Linked DNA regions of Homo sapiens: region 2 is linked to region 1. A link is a loop called in an ENCODE intact Hi-C map of the cell type or tissue named here. Cell type or tissue: heart left ventricle. All regions are shown on one strand. Links, peaks and the distances in the headings refer to the core of each region. The heading gives the core; the rest is flanking DNA.

Region 1 (10,559 bases), core at 989-8,988:
AAGGGGTATCCTGAGGAACACTGAGTGTTACAGTTTGACGAGTCGCTCATTGGCTTTCAGAGTATTGTAGCTTATTCGTGCCACTTGAGAGGATGGGCAAATTGGATTATTTAGTCTTAACTAAACAAATCCTCACAAAACAGAGTGGCTTAAGAAGAGCTCTACAAAGAAAGGAGTGTGATGATAACACCCACAATGCAAATGCAAATAAACAACAAGAAAATGGCACTGTCCCTAATTCAAAAGAAGCTCATTGTCAGACATATCATGAGGTTAGAAACCATAACAATCTAATCAGATCAGACAAGATGTTGACAAAAACAAGTTTAGAAGTTATCAAGGGGACAGTGCCTTTACTTCCATTGGCATTTGTGATAAACCTCATCCTAAGTGTATATGAAGCCTTGAGACATTGGCTAATAATAGAAATGCATCAATATAATAAGATAATAATATAGATAAGTAAATACACTATATTGGAGTGTATGTTCAACATTTTTGCTGCTACGGTTATATGATTTTTTAAAAAATTGAAGGCCTCTGTTTTAGGGACCTAGCACTGCTTTAACAAGTCTCGGACCTTTAAGTTAATATTCACTGTCATTTGGGCAGAACTGAGGTAGCAGGTGGGACTAGACTCTGGAGGTGGGGCTCAGACACAGGACCAAATTGAGGACTACCTAAAACAGGTGCAGTGTGGAAGCACTTCTCCATAAGACATGAAAACCAGTATGCCATGTCAGCTTACCATTGCCATGGCAACACCTGAAAGTTATCACCCCTTGCTGTGGTGACAACTCCACAGAGGCTACTACCCTCATCCTAGAAATTTCTGCATAAACTGCCTCTTACTTTGCATATAATTGAAAGTGGGTACGAAAATGATGGCAGAACTGCCTCTGAGCTGCTACTCTGGACACACTGCCTGTGGGGTAGTCCTGCTTCGCTGCTGCTGCTATACACTGCTGCTTCAATAAAAGCTGCTGTTTAACACCACCAGCTCACCTTTGAATTCTTTCCTGGATGGGGCCAAAAACCTTGGGCTAAGCCCCAATTTTGGGGCTTGCCTGTCCTGCATCAGAACCAGGTGGCTAGTGTGTATAGACCTAAGATCAAGGGCTTGTTGCTTATTCACTTACAAGCTGCATTTCTTAAACAACACTATCAGAATGCTGATGTTCTCTGAAAAGCTGTCCTGTGTGCTGTGAGCCTTTGCAAAAATAAATCATATTTTATAACAAATAACCATTTTATACTGTACAATAGTGGAAAATACTGAAATGTAGTTTTATAAAATCTTTTCTTCATGTTGTGAAATTTAACTTATAAAGTTTCCTGTCGCCCATATGTATTATTTTTGTTTGTGTCTTTTCTTAATCTGACAATGATTTTTCTTTTGGTGGAAGAAAATCTGCATAGCTACTCCACATGTAACAGTGTTGCTTGGTGAGTCATGGTCGCAGAAAGTTTAAGAAATGTTCCTTTAGAGCATGTGAATAAATCTTGCCTCAATCAAATTCTTTTTCCTGCAGCCTCCCCTGCTGGGCTCCCTTCCTTGGCCTCTGAGCCTGCTGCTTGCCTTGACCCCAAGTTCAGAGGCTCCCAATGACCTGGCCCTTTGCTGTCTTTGTAAGGCCAAACCTAGGGATGAGCCTCTTCCTCACAGGTTAGGGGCTTTCACCACCACCTCTGGGTCTCAGAAGGTGAGGAGTGAGAACAGACCTCTGAGAATGGGCACCCCTGGGACCTTGTGAACAGGTGCTGCTTAGTTCCTAGAGGAATTCAGAGGGAGAACTGCATGGCTGGCTACCAGCTCCTTGCCTCAAGATGCATCTTTCCAGGGTGGTGGGTAGTTCAGTGGCGAGTCGCTCAAACCGGGCTCTGCTGTTTGGACACGTTACTTAGCTTCATTGTATGTCCGTTTTCTCATTTGTAAAATGAGGATAATAATAATGCCCACTTCTTGGACTTCTTGAAAATGAAATGAGAATCCTATAGTCTAATGCACTTGGCCTGATACATAGTAAGTTGTCAAAAAATGTGAGCTACTGTTATTATCAAGCATTATTTACTTATATTCAGTCCCCAGCTGAATAATGGGAGAGAACTTCATGGCTAATGTAAAATTGGACTTTGACCACACCTACTTAGAGGGTTGGCACTTCTCCCTCCAGAAAATAACGGGACCTCATACAATTTATTCTAAGTAGAACAACTTAAATATAGTTTATAGAAATGGGATTTGGGAGCAGACAGATTTGGACTCGAACACCAGCTCTGTCACATGTTGCCGTGATCTTGGGCAAGTCACTTAGCTGTTGTGGGCCTCATCTGTGCAGTGGGTATTTGCACAGTAATACCGAGTTGTGAGAACATGATGTAAGCACAGGATTCAGGAGAGTGCCTGGCACTTAGTGGGATCTCAATATCTTGTCCCTCTCCCCTTTTCTTAATAGCCATAATAGACATTGATAGAAGAATTAACATTTGCTTAATGCCTACTGTGTGCCATGCACTAGTTAGGATTTTATAATCTTACATAATCTCCTGTATTCATTAAAATGATGTAAAGTATATATCAATAACACAATTTTGTGGATGAAAGAACTAAGTTCAGAAAATTTAAGACCTTTTTCAAAGTCAATAACTTGACTGCAAAAGTCCATGCTATTCCTCCTTCCCACTGGCTGCACCATCTCAGATCTCTGGACCAGCAAACACTATACACTATTCTCCTCTAAAGGAGAATACCTAGTTTCACCTCTAGTTCCAAATGTTGGTAATTAAACCAGAACCAGCATGAAGGAGTTGTTGTTTGGAACTTTTACCATAAGCCTGCAAGACACTTAATGTTACCAGCACAGCCCCTGGTAAGGGGAATATGGTTTGTTTCCCTCCAACCCCTAATTACTGTGACTTCCAAGACATACTCATCCTTGCCAAAGCTTCTCTCTAACTCTCCTCTTATCAACACAGTGATGGGCCTCTCTAGTTGATCCCTTAGGGGTGGAAGATAGGGGCACAGAACCTTGCTGTCAGGACTTTAGACAATGGTTCACAGGCTATCACTGATGAAAGTTTAGTTGGCAATCCAGGGCAGTCTTCATCAAGAAGAAAGATGGAAAGGTAGCCCTCTGTAATAACCACTAGCTGTTAAATTTGACCACCATCTGAAATTGATAATCCCAGACTAGCTGGATCAGTTATGGTCAACTAAAATTTATGTCACAGAGGAGCCCCTGGGAATGGTGCAGGGCAGCAGGTGTGGGAAGGTGATGAGCACAGGACCACATCGGAACCCAGGCAGGTCGTTCCACACTCCCAGCATGGTTGCAAGACAGAAGCCCCAGACAATGTCTTTTCAAAAATAAAGATACCTTTATTTTCTTCTGATTTTAAAATAATGCATGCATATCATTATTATTTTAAAAAATCAGACAATATGAAAAGGCTTAAAGAAGGAAATGAAAATTCCACTCTTAATTCTGCCACCTGGTGATAACATTCTGTGTAAATCCCTCCAGACTTTTTTCTGTTCTAGCCCCCCACAATTGTTCTGAAAAAAAGCAACCTTTCCAAAAGCATATAGATTGATGTTGCTATATTTAATGGAATTATGATATTCCATTATACAGATGTGCCATTCCATTATAGAGATTCCATTATAGAGGTGTAATATTAAATATAGCCATTCTTTTCTTTTAAATTGTTTCCAATTTGTCATTATTATAAACAAAGCTGTAACAAACACCCGGTACATTTTTGGTATTTCATCCTGTGGTTAATCCTGACACTGAAATTCCACAAGATTTCAGGAATCTCAATATCACTTATGTATAAATACTTAAGAAATTATGGCTGAAATATTCATTTATTCACTCATTCACTCAATATATGTACACGTGTATATATATATGTGTGTGTATGTATATATACGTGTATATATATACGCGTGTGTGTGTGTGTGTGTATATATATACGTGTGTGTGTATATATATATATACACACACACACATATTGGGTGACCATGATGTTCCAGACACAAACCTATGTTCTGTGGATATGCAGTGAATAAAACAGGCAAACTCTCTGCTCAGAACACTCACATTTAAAGAGGGGAGACAAATGATGAAATAAATGACAGTGTGTTAGAAGGTTGCAAATGTTAAGGAGAAAAATGAGGCAGAAAAGTGTGGTTTTCTCTTATAGTCATTCAGTATTTGTTCCCTGTTCTCTGTCATCATCATGCTATTTAGTTTTTCACTAAATGCCTGTTAAGTCCCTATGCTGTGCCATAAACTGTGCTAAGTATTGGGAATGGGGTGGAGAGTTGTGTGGAATATGCGCCCTAGCATGGACAAGCCCACATGTCATCATTTTCTTGCTCGTGACTTCACCATTTCATATGTGTATATTTTGTCTTCACAACTACATTAAAAGGTCTTAGCGGGTAGGAATCCGTCCATATTCTTTGTGTTCTCCTGAGCTTTTAGTGTAATGTTTTTGTACAGAGTTAGTGTTCAATAAATGCTTGTTCCATACTTGTGACATAGAAATAATGCAAGTGGTTTTGAGAGATGGAAAACTGGGTTCTGATAAGCCAAGAAATGGGTAAAAAAAAAAAAAAAAAGCACTGATTAATACCCAAGGTTAATGAGAAAGCTAGCTATTTAGCTCATAGAATTGGCATTTAAAAAAACTCGTTCTAAATCATGTGCCATCTAATCAAATATAGTGATATAAGTATAGTAAATATAGTAATTTTAGCAAATGTTGTGCAAATCTGGCTGAATAAGTAATACTATTTTTTTAATAGAAAAACACAAACCAAGCAGAGAAGCATGCTGGGTTTTAAGCCGGCTCTGTGTGGCTCATTTACGCTGTACCCACATCCTACTAACACACACCCAACTCTGCCTGCAGGGGGAGCTCCAGCACTCATTTGAGTCCCAAGGCCTTAGTTGCAAGGGACTGTCAACCCTCCCAGCAGTACTCGGTTTTGAACTCTCTCCCATCGTCCTGGCTAGCAACCAGCTGTTTGATCTGCCATTAAAAACAACAATAACAACAACAACAACAACAACAACAAATTTTTGCTATCCAAATGTAGGTAACTCTAAAAGTATGAAGTAGTTCAGAGTTACGACTTCGGCTTTAGAGCTATCATGATTGAATACCTAATATTTGTCAGGGATTGTGTCCTGCATGTTACATATATTATTTCTAACTCTCAAAACAAACTTGCAAGAGGGGTCCTATTATCCTCACTATTACCCTATGCAGACAAGGACTCTGCAGCTGAGAGAAGTTAAGGAACTTGCCTGAGGTCACAGTGTCAGTGGTGGAGGCAGGTCTGCCTAAATTAGGGCCTAAGCACTTCTACCTTGCACTCTGCTCTCTGTAGCTGCCCTTATTTACCTGTTTATTACTTGTTACTATCATCATTATCATCAGATTATTGTTACAGTTGATGTCTTTCTGGCAGAGGCAGTGCAGTTTTTTTTGTGTGTGTGACCTGGGCACACTTTGTTTTTTGACATGGTGCCTTGCTCTGTTGTCAAGGCTGGAGTGCAGTGGTGGGATCACAGCTCACTGCAGCCTTCACCTCCCCAGGCTCAGGTGATCCTCCAACTCCCTGGGCTCATGTGATCCTCCCACTTCAGCCTCCTGAGTAGCTGGGACTACAGGCGCATGCCACCACACCTGGCTAATTTTTTGTAGAGATGGGGTTTTGCCATGTTGCCCAGGCTGGTCTCAAACTCCTGGGCTCAGGCTATTCTTGCAACCCCCGAGATGTGGTTTGGCTGTGTCCCCACCCAAATCTCACCTTGAATTGTAGCTTCCATAATCCCCACGTGTTGTGGGAGATAATTGAATCATGGGGGCGGTTTCCCCCATACTGTTCTCGTGGTAGTGAATAAGTCTCACAAGAGCTGATGGTTTTATAAGGGGTTTCCCCTTTTGCTTGGCTCTCATTTTCTCTTTCCTGCTGCCATATAAGATGTGCCTTTCACCTTCTGCCATGACTGTGAGGCCTCCCTAGCCACGTGGATCTGTGAGTCCATTAAACCTCTTTTTCTTTATAAATTACCCAGTCTCGGGTATGTCTTTATCAGCAGCGCGAGAACAGACTAAAACACCCTCCTTGGCCTCCCAAAATGCTGGGATTATAGGTGTGAACCACCGCACCTGGCCTGTTTTTTAATTTTAAGACTAGTTTTTTAAAGAGTAGTTTTAGGTTCACAGCAAGACTGAGAGGAAGGCTCAGAAATATCCCATACCTTCTTCCCCGAAACATGCACAGCCTCCCCCATTATCAACATCCCCCACCAGAGTACACCCTATACAGAGTACACCAGAGTACACTGTCATATCGTTATCACCTAGTGTTCATAGTTTACATTAGAGTTTACTCTTGGTGTTGTACATTCTATGGGTTTGGACAAATGCATAATGACATGTATCCACCATTATAATATCGTAGAGAATAGTTTCGCAGCCCTAAAAATTATCTGTGCTCCACCTATTCATCCCTCCCTCCCTGTAACCCCTAGCAACCACTTTTTTTTAACTGTTTCCATAGTTTTGTCTTTTCCAGACTGTTATATAGTTGGAAATGTACAGTATGTGTAGTCTTTTCAGATTGACTTCTTTCACTTAGTCATATACATTTAAATTTACCCATGTCTTTTCATGACTTGATAGCTCATTTATTTTTAGCCTTGAATAATATTTCATTTTCTCGATGTACCACAGTCTATTTATCCACTCACCTACTGAAGGACAGCTTTTGACAACTGCAAATAAAGCTGCTATCTACATCTGTGTGCGGGATTTTGTGTGGACATAAGTTTTCAACTCCTTCAAGTAAATACCAAGAAGCATGATTGCTGGATTGTATGGGAGGATTATGTTTAGTTTGTACGAAACTGTCTTCTAAAGTGGCTGTACCATTTCCCATTCCCACCAGCAATGAATGAGAGGTCCTTTTGCTCCACATCCTCACCAGCGCTCAGTGTTGTCAGTGTTCTGGGTTTTGGCCATTGTAATAGGTATGTAGTGGTATTTCATTGTTTTAATTTACATTTCCCAATAACATATAATGTGGAGCATTGTTTTATATGCTTATTTGCTATCTGTATGTGTTCTTTGGTGAGGCATCTGTTAAGGTCTGTGGCCCACTTTTTTCTTTTCTTTTTCTTTTTGGTAGAGACAGGTTCTTGCTCTATCACCCCAGAGGGAATGCAGTGGCACCATCGTAGCTCACTGAAGCCTTGAAGCCTCAATATCCAGGGCTCAAATGAGCCTCTCGCCTCAGCCTCCCAAGTAACTGGGACTAGAAGTGCGTGCCACCACTTGTGAATCAATTCCTTGCCCTAGCTAGGACTTCAAATACAATGTTGAAAATGAATAGTGAGAGGAAACATCCTTGCCTTGTTCTTTATCTTATTTGGAAAGCTTCTAGTTGTCACCGTTAAGTATGATGTTAGCTATAGGGCTTTTTGTAGATTTTTTTTTTTATCAAGTTGAGGCAATTCCCCTTTATTCTTAGTTTGCTGAGAGGTTTATCATGAATTGGTTTGGGTTTTTTCAAATGCTTTTTTTACATCTACTGATAAGATCGTGTAATTTTTCTTCTTTAACCTGTTGATACAATGGATTACATTAATTGATTTTTGAATGTTGAACCAGCCTGTATACCTGGGATAAATCCCACTTGGTTGTGGTGTATAATTATTTTTATACATTGTTGGAATTAATTTGTTGATATTTTGTTGAAGATTTTTGCATTTATATTCATAGAGATATTGATATGTAGTTTTCTGGTTTTGCAATGTCTTTATCTAGTTTTGGTGTTAGGGTGATGCTGGCCTCATAGATTGAGTTAGGAAGTATTCCCTCTGCTTCTATCTTCTGAAAGAGATTGTTCAGAATTGGTATCATTTCTCCTTTAAAATGTCTGGTAGAATTCATGAGTAAAACCATCTGCACCAGATGCTTTCTGTTTTGGAAGGCTAATAATTATTGACTCAATTTCTTTAATAGATATAGGCCTATTCAGACTGTCTATTTTTCCTTGTATTAATTTTAGCAGATTGTGCCTTTCAAGGAATTCATCTATTTTATCTAGGTTATCAAATTTATGGGCACAGAGTTGTTCATAGTATTCCTTTATTATTCTTTTAATGGCCATAGGATCTGTAGTGATGTTGCCTCTTTCATTTCTGGTATGTGCCCTTTCTCTTTTTTTCTTAGTCTGGCCAGAGCCTTATTGATTTTATTGATCTTGATCCTTTCAAAGAACAAGGTTTTGATTTCATTAACTTTCTCTACTGATTTTCTATTTTCTATTTTATTGATTTCTGCTCTACTATTTATTTCTTTCCTTCTGCTTACTTTGAATTTAATTTGCTCCTCTTTTTCTGGTTTCCTAAGGTGGAAGCTCAGATGATCTATTTTAAATCTTTCTTCTTTTCTAATGCATGCATCTGATGCTCTAAATTTTCCTCTAAACACTGCTTTCATGTGTTTTCCTCTTAACTTAGCTAAAAATATTTTTAAATTTCTTTTGAGATTTCTTCATTGACCCATGTGTTATTTAGAAGCGTGTTGTTTAGGGACTCTTCCTGTGGATGCAGGCACCATGTCCTTGACTGCCCTCCTCTGCTGCAATCACATTTCTGGTAGGCAGTGGATCAGGGAAGCACCAGCAGCTGTGAACCATGTGGAGAAACACTACTGGCCGAGCATGCCCTACCTGACTGTGGGACAAGAGTACAGCAGTGCTGAGGTGCACTTGGCAGAGCCCTTTGAGGCTGTGAAAGCGGCCAATATTTCCAAGTTGCCTCTGTATAGATAGATTTGTTATAAACCAGCTCAGTCATCTCAGTGTCAACAAGAAGTTGTCATCTTCTTGTTGAATCATCAACACCTTGATGGTCACCTTGAATCATCGTCATTCCTTGATTTTGTGGATCATGGGGTTGCCATGTCTTTACCTGGTCTGGTGCTGAAAAACTGTAACTGCTATAAAAATGTGAGGCTTTGGACCAGAGTCTTATTAAAACAAATGTGAGCATAGTGGTCTGCATATGGAATATCTAGGGCTCTAAACAGATGAATACTTAAAAGTATAATTAATGTCCTATTGTTTTTCATTTCTTTACCCTGACAGGAAGATATCAGGGATTTCCTGGGTCACAGATGATATAAAACACATTTTGGATGAAAGCTGCAATAAAGCTACTAAGTATAATTTGGGATTTTTTTTTAAGTATGAGATAACTTCATGGGGGCTTTATCATGCATTAGTTTGCTTATCTTCTGTCAAGAATAACTGGCTAAACTTAAATAGAAATGTGAGGTTCTTCAGTTACACATTCTCCTAAAAATAGCATTTTCTTCTGGGATTTGACTACTAAATGAAGACATTTAAATGAAGTAAAAGTTATTTATCATAACTTTAAAAAAGTGTGCTGCTTAATCTCCATATATTTGGGGATTTTCCAGAGATCTTTCTATTACTGATTTCTAGTTTAATTCCACTGTGATCTGAGAGCAGGCATTGCATGATTTCTATTCTTTTACATTTGTTAAGTTGTGTTTTATGACCCAGATTGTGGTCTGTCTTGGTGAGTGTTCCAGGTGAGTTTGAGAAGAATCTGTATTCTGCTGTTGTTGGATGTAGTCGTCTGAGTAGTCTGTAGACGGTCATTATATCCAGTTGATTGGTGGTATTTTTGTTGTTGTTGTCGTTGTTGTTTCTAGAGAGAGGGTCTCACTCTGTCACCCAGGCTGGAGTGCAGTGTTGTGATCATAGCTCACTGTAGCCTTGAACTCCTGAGCTCAAGGGATCCTCCTGCCTTAGCCTCCCAAATTGCTGGGATTACAGGTGATGGTATTGTTGAATTCAACTATGTCTTTATTGATTTTCTGCCTACTAGTTATGTTCATTCCTGATAGAGGGGTGTTGAAATCTCCAATTATAATATTAGATTCATCCATTTCTCCTTGCAATTCTGTGAGTTTTTGCCTCAGGTAGTTTGATACTGTTGTTAGGCACACACACATTAACAATTGTATGCCTTCTAGGAAAATCTACCTCTTTATCATTATATAATGCCCTTCTTTAACACTGATAACTCTTCTTGCTTTGAAGTCTGCTATAACTGAACTTAATATAGTTACTCCTGATTTCTTTTGATTTATGTTATCATGATATAGGATGGATTCTCCATCCATTTACTTTTAATCTACAATCGTCTTTATATTTAAAATGGGTTTCTTGTAAAAAAAATATAGTTGGATGGGGTTTTTTGATCCATTCTGATAATCTCTGTCTTTTAATTGGTGCATTTAGACCATCGATGTTTAACGTGATGATTGATATAGTTGCATTAATACCTAAGATATTTATTCCTGTTTTCTTTTTGTTGCTCTTGTTCTTTGTTCCTCTTTTTGTTGTCCACTCTTTTTCTGCCTTTTGGGGTTGTAACTGAGCTTCTTATGTGATTGTATCTTCTTTCTTAGTGTATTAGTATGCAGTCATGTGCCACATA
Region 2 (10,559 bases), core at 1,095-9,094, 160 kb after region 1:
TTTTATATTACCAGGCTCTTTCAGGGATGTGATGGGAACCAGGAGCAGGGTTGGGTCTACACTTGAGTTGGAGCTTTAAAGAGAATGCAGGGACAGAACATGAAGGAGCACCTAGAACCAGAAAGAAAACCCAAAAGGAAAGACGGAGAATGTGCAGGGGGAGAGACAGAGGGTCCAGCTTCAGCCACCCTGGCCACCTGCCAGCCTTCTCCAGGGCTCCTCTCTGCTGCCCCCAAAAGGCTTTGCACTTTGTTTGAATAAAAGAGGTCACTGCTTTGTAGAAGGAGAGGGGAGAGGACAGCCCCTTGAGCCACCCCTGCACCCACATGCATGGGAACAGCACTGGCCTGGGGCTCTTTCCCAGGGTGAGTCCATCCCTCCTCGAGCCTTTGGTTGACTCACATCTCTGTAGTGACACATTGGACCATGTGCTAGGAACAGTCCAACTTCCAGAGAGAAAAAAACAGCTCTGGTGGTGTGTCATGACAACATGATAAGCATTTCCCTTCTTGAGAAGTTGGGGACAGGGCTAGCTTTGTGACTTGAGGCACCTGCTTGAAAATGCCTCCTCCACATTGTCAGAGCCATCTCCAGCTGAGTCACTCCTGCAGGGCCCTGTGAGACACTGCCGGGAGCCCTGCCCAGCCCCTCACAGGATCAATACATCAGAGGAACTAGCTGAAAGTCAGCTGGAAGCAAAAAGGCAGGAAGGAGGGCACGCGGAACAGCCAAGCTCAGAGTGCCTCGCGGGCCCCGGAGAAAAGGAGGTGTGAGTCAGGATTCTAATGCTGACAAGCTGTGCTGGGCGGGCAGGGCCCGGACAGGCATTTTGAAAGTAGGGGATTAGGGCTCAAGGTGACTTTGATGGGGAAAATTTTGAGAACCAACCTTTCTTGGTGCTGCTGGGCCTTTTTGGTAGGTTTGTGGAGAAAAAGAGGCCAGGGGGAAAGGCTGGCAGTGAAGGCCTTTGTAACTCCAACTCCTGCTGAAAGGGCGTTTTTAGTGAATCCTATCCAAGTGCAGGCAGCCATCCAGCTCTTTTTAGGGAGTGGGTGTTCCCTAGGAAAGTATTCCCCCAACCCTATTTGGAGAATTTTTACCAGAGAAACTCTGGCTGCGCTCCTCTCTGCCTCCTGCAAGAGATAGGGAAGTAGAATCTCAGCAGAGCCCTCTGCCACCCACCCTGAGTCTGGCCAGACCCCAGGCAGCCCCACGTGTGTGTGTGCATATGCTCATGTGCGCGCACACACACACACACACACACACACAAATGTACATGCTGTGTCCATCACACGCCAGGGAAGCAGCAAAGTGCTCATTCCTGTTCCATCTTGTTTGATTGGCTTTCTGTCAACCCTCCTCCCCCTGGAGGACTCCAGTCCCCAAGAGAGGGACATTTTTTGGTTCCGCTAAGAAATTCTGTTTGGAAAAGAATTTCGAGGAGACCTTGCAGCCTGAAGATGATGCGCTTAGGAATAACCTTAAGTGTGATTATAATAAAACCCAAACCACTTCCATGTCAGGTTGCATCTCTCATGTGTTGAGAAGGGAGAACAAAGATTTCACTCACAGGGAAGCTGAGGCCCTGATAATGGTGCAGCACCTTCAAGGCCACGCAGTCAGCTCTGCGCTGTCAGTCAGGATCCATGAGACCCTGCAAGGGGCACGGATCCAACGGCAGACTTGGTTCCAGGCCCCAAGAGCCTGCAGGTAAGCAAGAGTTGGAGTCAGGAGGCTGGGGCTTGAAGGTGGCTCCACTGTGTGGCCTGTCAAACCACTTCACCTCTCGCTTTCCCCCTTAGCCAAATGTGGACAACAATCTCTACCACAGGGCTGTGACTAGGGTGCAATACAATTTCAATGAGACAAGGGCCTTCCTAGGTTCTTGCCATGGTTTATTGCTCTTGAATCTAACAACAACAATAACTAATGTGTTTATAAGTAAATTTCCAAAGACGTGTTCTCATTTAACCTCAATATAGGAAGATATCAGTATTTCCATTTTATAGATGGGGAAACTGAGGCAATTCCTTGAAGTCACACAGTTTTAAAATGATAGAGCAGAGAACCAAAACTGATATCATTTTCCTTACACACTATATAACTAATATATTTTACCCTTCTTTGCCTCAAGGTAAAGTATTACATTCTTATTTTAGATAAGTTAGAAAATACAGAAAGCCACAAAAAATACGTTTCACTATAAGCCCATTCTCCCAAGAATACTGCAACTCCCATTTCGATGAGCCCCAGGGTCCTCCTGTTGCTTAGAAAACAATGTGAATGCAGTGAAGGGAGAGGACTACCATGGAGGCTGTGAGGGGTTGATGCACTGGCTGGGTTGGGCCTGCAAATGTTCAGGATTAAGGCATTTTGGAGGAATGCTGGAAAGAAGGGAAGATGTGGAGTGAAGAACAGGAGGGAGGAGAGTGCGAGGTGTGCAGGGCCAAGGCTCCAAGGAGGGATAGTGAGGACAGGCCTGAAGATCTGGCAGGCCCCAAGCCAGCCTTCTCACCAAAGACCAAGGCCACTGCCCATCTCATATCAGCAAGTCCCTGAGCATTCTGAGATGTTAGGAGTAGGAGGGGCCATGGTCTTCTCAGATGATGAGGTTGAGATCCCAGAAGACTCTCTGGAGAGTCCTACAACCTCACAGGGACTGCCAACCTCCCCCTGGGGGCCTTGGTGGCTATGGAGACATCGCCTGTCCCTCTCTGGCCAGTTAGCTGCCCAGTGGGCAGGGCGGTAGGGACAGCTTCAATGAAGGCCCTGCCTCTAGGCACGGACAGCGTGAGGTTTGATGCAGCTCTGTTCTCCAGCCAGGGCAGCATCAGCAGCTCCTTCAAGCCACACAACCCTGGGTGTCTTTCCAGTGACGTAGGAGGGGGTCCTAGCCAGCCACACCCTCTTTACCAATCCCTGAGTGCAGGTGCCCCAGGGGCAGGGACCCCATCTTGTTACTAATAACAACAATATTGGTAACAAGTCACCTTGCCTTTATATACCACTGTTGAATTTACAGAGCCTTTTTGCACACATTGTCTCACTTAATCCTCAGCAGGTAGGAGGAATTATCCTAATTCTGTAGATAGAGAAAATTAAGCTAAGAGAGACTAAGTGAATTATCTGAGGTTGCACAGCAAGTAATAAAAACGTTTATTTATTTTGCTTGTCACTTTGTGTTGCTCCAGAAAAGATTTAGCTAGCTCATAGGACATGCGACAAGATTAAAAATAAGTTTGAAACATCATTAAAGAGTAGCAAAAAAATAAGTGAAAGAATGTGAAATTCTGGAATCCAGCGAGTCCCCTACACAATGTGCACGCCCTGCCCTCCAAACCTGCCACACAACTGACTTGAAGCATTCTGGCAGATAACACAATAAGGGAAAGATAGTCACAGAATTCAGCGTCCATTAAGTAAAGACAAACCAGAGGCTTAGGAAACACTAAGCTATTCCTGGTTCTAAGACAAGAGGAAATTTTCTACCGAGGGCATCACACAGTGAACACCATCACAAGGAGAGATCATAGTGTGGTCTTTGAATTCTGAGACCTCATCAACACCTCTATGCCTTCGGTTTTTCAACTGCAAAGTGGGGGTAATTATAAAACCTAGCTCACAAATTTGTTTTGACAAATACATGAGAATCTTTAAAAGAGATTTTTTTTTTTTTTTTTGAGACAGAGTCTCTCTCTGTCGCCCAGGCTGGAGTGCAGTGGTGCGATCTCGGCTCACTGCAAGTTCCGCCTCCCAGGTTCAGGCCGTTCTCCTGCCTCAGCCGCCCGAGTAGCTGGGACTACAGGTGCCTGCCACCATGCCTGGCTAATTTTTTGTATTTTTAGTAGAGACAGCGTTCCACTGTGCTAGCCAGGATGGTCTCGATCTCCTGACCTCGTGATCCGCCTGCCTCCGCCTCCCAAAGTGCTGGGATTACAGGCGTGAGCCACCGTGCCCGGCCTGAGAGAGGTTTTTGAAAACAAGTTACTGAGAGAATGTGTAAAGCCCCGTCAAACCCTGCTCAGTCAGAGCTCCAGAAGCATTGGGTGAACAATTCTCAGGGACAACCTTTCAGAAAACCAAGCTGGCTTGGCATGGTGGCTGAGGTAGACCCTGGGGTCTGGCTGCCTGGGTTCAAGCCATATCTCCCCACTCTTTAACGTAATATCTCCATGCTTGTTCTCTCATCTGTAAAGTGTGGGTAAAAATAACCCTTTTCCATAAGGTTATTGTGAGGATTAAAGAAGAGAATTCACACAAATCTCAGCCAAGTGCCCATCGGCACACAGCAAGTGCTCAATGAATGCCAGCTATGTGTAGTATCTTTAAAGTTCTTCCTTATCGTCATCCAGTGTTAGAGGTAGGTAGTTCCTGGAATTTGGGACTGTCCATGTGCCCTGGAGCCCTGAACCCTGGCCTTGCATCCAGTAGGTACTCAATTTATACTTGTGGGATGGAATTGGAAAGTAAGAGAAAGGGATTCCAGCTTAGCCTGGGAGCTGGAAAACTCCAAGTAGAATCACCAGGGGCACACAGCCCTTCCAAGCCTCTGTTTTCTGATATGTGAAATGAACAGGGGCCTGTAATCTCTTGGGACCCTTGAGTTCTCACAGTGATCACCAGAGAGGGCTTTACACTTCAACTACTAACTGCAGAAGGGGCTTGGCTGGGAATCCTTTAAAGAGAGACGTCAGGCCGACCCGATTCCCACCTTTATCTCTAGGAAGGACTGGGCTGGGACTGAGTTGCTGGATGCCCTGCAGAACAATGGTGTGCACGGAGGGCAGTGATCACGGAGACATAGGAGCCACCCCAGGTCCAGGAATCTGTGATTTCTCGCTGCTGGACCTGGAAGAAAGGGGCCTGGGTATGCCTGGGAATGGGCTATTTCCACTCCCGTTTGGGACCCTGCCCCCTTGAGGAAGCGTTGCCTCAGCTGACACCGACAGGAGATGGCTCTGTCTGGTGTGAGAGGAGAGGCAGATGGGGGTGGGGGAGGATGGAAGAGGTGAGAGAGGAAATGCTGACTGCTGTGTGGGAAGCCAGAGAAAGCTGGGCATCGCCTGGGAGAAGGAACCTGAGCCGCGGGGACAGCCGGGGAGCAGCAGGCCCCTCTGCAGCAGCAGCAGGAGCCCCAGGGACACCCCGCCGGAGGGCCTGGCATGGCCTGCGTGCTGTGGCCTCCCCAGATGCCAGGCAGCGCCATTCCTGAGCAGGGAGGTCTCCAGGTTCATACAGTGCAAAGAGGCAGTTTAAGCCAAAGGGAGGATCTGCAAACTTCTGCTGTGGCACTCAGGCGACCCCTGGCACCAGGGCCGTCCAGTGCCTCGGCTTCTCCCTGGGCCTCTCTCCTCCCAGCCTGAGCCTCACTCTGTTTCTGCCACTCTGCACTTGGTGCCTGGAAGGGAGGAAATAACTATTAGTGTCACCTGCTTACCAATGAGAGACATTAGCTGGCTCTGGCAGAACATGCGGCCTGTAATTTTTGGAGGAGTTACAATAATGGAGCTAATTTGGCGCTTTATCATCGTGCTCCTGGGTGAGCAGGGGGAAGGGAGGCCTGGGGCCTGGTTTATAGCAACCTCCCAGCAAAGAGCTCTGTACTTCCTGGGAAATCTCTGGGATCCTGGCCCCATGCTCCCTCCTTCCTGTCCCCCTCTCCCACACCGCTTGCTTCTCCTTCCAGTGAGGCATTGTCAGGATGCAGTTTGGAGATGGCTGAAGCCAACCCACTAGCGGCCAGAGGCCGCTCCACAGCAGGATGGAACAGGAAGGGGCCCGAAAGTGTCTGAAGAGTTTGCTCTGCACTAGATCCCTGTGAGGCGTCTTCAGTGCATACACTCATTGGGCTTCACGGTTCACCCTATTTTACTAATGAGGAGGTGAGGTCATCTGGTACAATGCTCTCATTTTACGGCTGAGGATGCACAGCTCAGGGAGGCACAGTGACTTGCCCCATATCATTCTACTGATTCGCAGCAGAACCGGGATTTGAACCCAGACCTCTGAGAGCCAGCTTAATTTTTCCCTTAAGTTCTCTTACTGGGAACATCTGAACTGGAGCCTGAGAAGACACAGGATGCCCTCCCCAATCCTACTGATTGAAGGCGCTGCTGGGTAGGGAAGCCCAGGGCTGGGAGGGAAGAAAGAGCCAGCAAATCAGCTCAGCTTCCATGGGGCCCTGCAGGCAGGAGCTGGGGCCTCTGAAATCCAGGCTAGAAGATGTGTCGTTCCCACCCTCTACCCAGGAACAACTCCAAGGCAGCTGCCTCTTCCTCCAACTTTTGCTGACTTAGACATCCATGGGGCACACCTGGCCCCTCAGCCCACCAGGCAGGCAGTGGGGACTGCACACCCAGTGGGCTTAGTGCCACCACCTGCCTCCATGTGGCAGGAGAATGAAAGGCTTACAAACAGATTGTATTCTTGCTATATGCACGTCTCGGTTTTCCTACTAGCAGCTGGCCGTGCTCTCCCCGTGGTTTCCTCTTATGCCTGTAAATCAGGGCGAAAGGCACCTGCTTCACAGGTAGCCACCTCAAGCATGACAATACTGCCCATCATCAGAAAGGGTCAGAGACCTTCAGTGAGTTTTACAGTCACACAGCTGGAAAGCAGCAGGGCAGGGATTCGAACCCCAGGTTCTGTGCCCAACTCCATGCATCGCTCCTTGGAACTGTTTATACTAAAACTCCTGTAGCAGACTCATGGTTCTTCCCTTCTGGAATCATGAATCAGGAGTTCTTCGTTGATGATTAGTCGTGGGTCTAGATGAAGGCCACCAAAATGCCTAAAACATGAGGCCAAGGGAAGGTTCTTGGTTTTGGTGAAGAGAAGGTGGAGTCAAAACTGATACAGTCTTAGAAGGCATAACCTCTAAATTATGATGTAATAGTAGGTGGGAACTAGGAGGGAAGGCATAGATGCCCCAGGAACTGGGTCAGCCATTTGGGGGGACTTCCTGAGTTCCGGGCGGGGGTGGAACACTGGAAAAGAGGCATTGATTGTTAAGCTGAATGTGGTCTTGCTGGGAAGCTGGGACTGGGTAAGTTGGCTGATCACTTGGGGCCTCTTGCTTCCTAGTGGCATGTGATGGGAGTTGCTTTGCTCTGATCCTTAAATATCCCGCACCAAGGGAATGAATTTTGAGATCTGACACCTTCAACTCTCCCAAGAAGCCTGTAGAGATCACAGACCATCTCCTCACCCTTCCTCAAGACCTAAGGAAGCAAGGAAATAACAGTGAGGAATATAACTACACCTTTACAGGAGACAGGGGAAACACTTCACTGGCTCAAAACTTTTTCATATGTGGGTTTCCTCCTCCCAGTCCTGGTGGCTGCTCCCCAGAGACCTCAGGTACAAAGATCTGTGCAGAGAGGGCCCGGGGTTCTTCCACTGAACTGCCGCGTTGGGGACAAGAATTTTGGCCCAGGGGTTCTGCCCCTGCTGGCCTAGCTTCTCCCCCTCCCTCCTTCCCCTGAGGCAGTGTCTGCTGCAGCAGTTTGGCACTTGGTGAGAGAATGACTTAACAGGTGACTTTCGTGAGAAATGACGGGCTGAGGCCAGGGTGCTGCACTAGCAGGTTTAAGTGAGCAGGATGTATCCTCTCATAGTCTGTAACGCAGGGTGACACCATCCATTCATCTTCTTTCAAGAGAGGCAGGTGGGGGCAGGCAGAAGGGAGGTAATATTCTAAGTCTCAGAGCTTTCTCTCTCATGCTTCTTGCTTCCAGAACACCAAGAAATTTCACCTTCAAAACCTACACGGTCCTCGGCAGCCCTAACCCTCAATAACCAGGGACAGAAGGTGGGGTGGAGTGGGGTGGAGCATGGACAGTCCCAGAGGAGGCTGGGTGGGATGGAGGAGAAGAGCAACACCTTCAGAGTCAACAAACCTGAGTCCAAAGCCAAGCTTAGCACATGAGACCCTAGGCAAGTTATTTAACCTCTATGAGTTTCAGTACAATGTAGAGATGATTATGCGCTCCTCCCAGGCATAGAGTATGAGTAAAATGAACGTAATATGTGTTAAGAGCTGGGTGCAGTGGCTCATGCCTGTAATCCCAGCACTTAGGGAGGCCGAGGCGGGCAGATCATGAAGTCGGGAGTTTGAGACCAGCCTGGCCAACATGATAAAACCCCGTCTCTACCAAAAATACAAAAATCAGCCCGGCATGGTGGCATGCACCTGTAATCCCAGCTACTCGGGAGGCTGAGGCAGGAGAATTGCTTGAATCCAGGAAGCCGAGGTTGCAGTGAGCCGAGATCGCACCACTGCAGTCCAGCCTGGGCGACAGAGCGAGACACTCAAAAAAAAAAAAAAAAGTGTTAAGTACCCAACATAGTGCCTACAAACTAGTAGATGCTCCATAACTGTTAATCTCCTCCTCTCTTGACTTTGGCTTTAATCACCAAAATAAATAGATTCAAAGAAGTGGAAGAAACTTCAAAATCCTGTCCAGAGTATTCGTGTTCAATTGGTTCTTCCAACTAGACAAAAGCAATGGTTGTCAGTTCCTGAGACTTCCCTGGGGCATGTTAAACATAGATTATTGGCCCTGCCTTCTGGTGAGGGTAGGGCCCAAGAATTTGTGTTTCTGATTAGTTCCAAGTGATGCTGATCTTATTGGTCAGGAACACATCCTTGGAGATCTATGGCAATAAGGAATATTTACAGAGTGGTGTCAGATATCTTTGAAACACTGTCTTTGCTTAATACCTAATTTTCTTAAACCCTGTAAATTTGGATAAGGCAGCTTCTTTCTAAAATATACCCAGTGTGCCATGTGGTGCACAGGAAAAAGGCAAAGGGAAGTAAGTGGTGAGGGCCAGGACCAGTCCAGCAGCCCACATGGCTTCGATCCTTCAGAACCCTTGCTTGTGCCTAAAAAAAGAGAAGAGGCCTTTTATGCCTTAACTTTTGCTTGGCAGCTCTGATATTTAATGACTTCAGTTGCATTAGGACATGTTCCATGTCACAGAGATTCTAATAGGGTCTGACCTGGGGCAACCTCAGAATCTCTCGCCTTATATCACGAACTGAGGCTATGTAACACTCATCTGGGAAGCCTGTCAATAATGCAAACATCCAGGCCCCGCCTCCAGAGATGATGACTCAGTAGATCTTGGGCGCAGCTCAGGAATCAAGTCTCCACCTCCCAAGCTTCTAATGCAGGGAATATTCAGCCCACCCGCTGAGGAACACCTATGAGGCTCCACCCTGACACCATCTCAATAACCACAGCAACCCTCCTGGGGAGACCAGAGGCTGAGGCTGAGGTTAAGCAAGGGCCTACTCTTGTCACCCATTCATTTTGCCACCTTAACCAGGTGAGCCCCACAAAGCTGAGTTGCTCATTAATTCAACAAATACTTGTCAGCATCTGTTATACACCAGGCACCGTGCTCAGTACTGAGAATACAGTGGTGAGTAAAATATGAGGTTGAGATTAGGGTGAGGCGAGTGAAGTACCCAGGGGGCAGAATGGAAGGGGACACTCACTCTTGGATACATGCATGAACCTGACAGTGAGCACTTCCTTCACTTTTGTACCTGGGCACCTGCTTTGCCTCACCCTTGTCCTGGCCCTGGCAAAACAGACCCAGATCTGTCCTTCGGGAACACAGTTGGCAGCAGAGGGAGGCGCTGGAGGAAGTGGCCTGAGATGAGTGGGTCTCTGCCATGTGAAGAGCTGGGGAAAGAACGGTCAATCAGAGGAAGAGAAAGTGCAAAGTCATGGGGCAGGAAGAGCCTGGGGCATTTGAGGAAGCCTGTGAGGAGAGCCCTGGCACGGGGGGAGGCTGAAGAGTCAGCCCCGTTCGTGGAGGGCCCTGTAGATCTTGATAAGTGCTTTTGTTTTTATTCCTAGTGAAAGGGGATGCCATTGGAGGTTTTAAACAAGGAGTGGTACAATCCATTTTCCATCTGGGGAAGAGCACTCTGGCTGCTGTGTGGAGAATGGGGCGGGAGAGCAAGGGAAGCAGGGAAGGCAGATAGGAGGCGGCTGTATGCTGGCAGGGGGGTAGGCTTTGGCCTCCGTGTGGCACTGGAGATGGAGAGAGGTGGGTGGACTTGAGATGGAATTTGGAGTTAGAATTATCAGGGCTTGATGATGATCTAAATCCAAAAGAGGAAGGCAGATGTCCACAAAGATGTCTCATTTCTGGCTTGAGCAACTGGGTGGATGGATGGGCCAGGTTGGGGAAAATTAGAGGAGAATGTAAACAGAAAAGGGCAACTTTGAGCCTCTGAGAAGTTTTAGATTTCCAGCCACATGGCCATGTCATTTTGGATATATGAGTCTGGAGTCTAGAAGAGATGTCTGCGGAGGGGCCATAAACTCAGGAGCCATGAGTGGGGAGATGGATATTAACATTATGGCTGAGTGAGGAGAGAAAAAGCTTGACAAACTTCACTGTTTAGAGGCAGGGATGGGAGAAGAGGCTGGCACAGGAAACCTGAAAAAGGCAGCCAGAGAGGTGGGAGAAGAACCGGAAGGAAGTGGAGTTGTCAAGAGCAGGGCAGTCAACTCTGTGAAAGGCTGGAAAGAGCTTCT

Evidence for each region. Hi-C counts contacts between places; a loop is a spot of excess contacts. Peaks named below come from ENCODE experiments on the same cell type or tissue, not always from the same donor. Only the 100,000 strongest peaks of a DNase experiment are listed, where the experiment ranks them.
Region 2: a loop joins it to region 1, with 2.0 times the contacts of the local background. A loop is called at or near these places in 6 of 110 quality-filtered maps.

The regions. Positions count from the first base shown.
Region 1 is chr1:114,277,361-114,287,919 of GRCh38, reverse strand. It overlaps the pseudogene MRPL57P1. Among named protein-coding and RNA genes, the nearest start is that of SYT6, 130 kb to the right of the region's middle. In heart left ventricle, for the core only: a CTCF peak has its summit at 4,913 (motif pointing right); a DNase peak (open chromatin) is centred at 4,929.
Region 2 is chr1:114,113,192-114,123,750 of GRCh38, reverse strand. The region is part of intron 3 of SYT6 (synaptotagmin 6); the gene reads left to right. Among named protein-coding and RNA genes, the nearest start is that of SYT6, 35 kb to the left of the region's middle. In heart left ventricle, for the core only: no CTCF peak of the experiment used is centred there; a DNase peak (open chromatin) is centred at 5,120; H3K27me3 peaks cover 756 bases.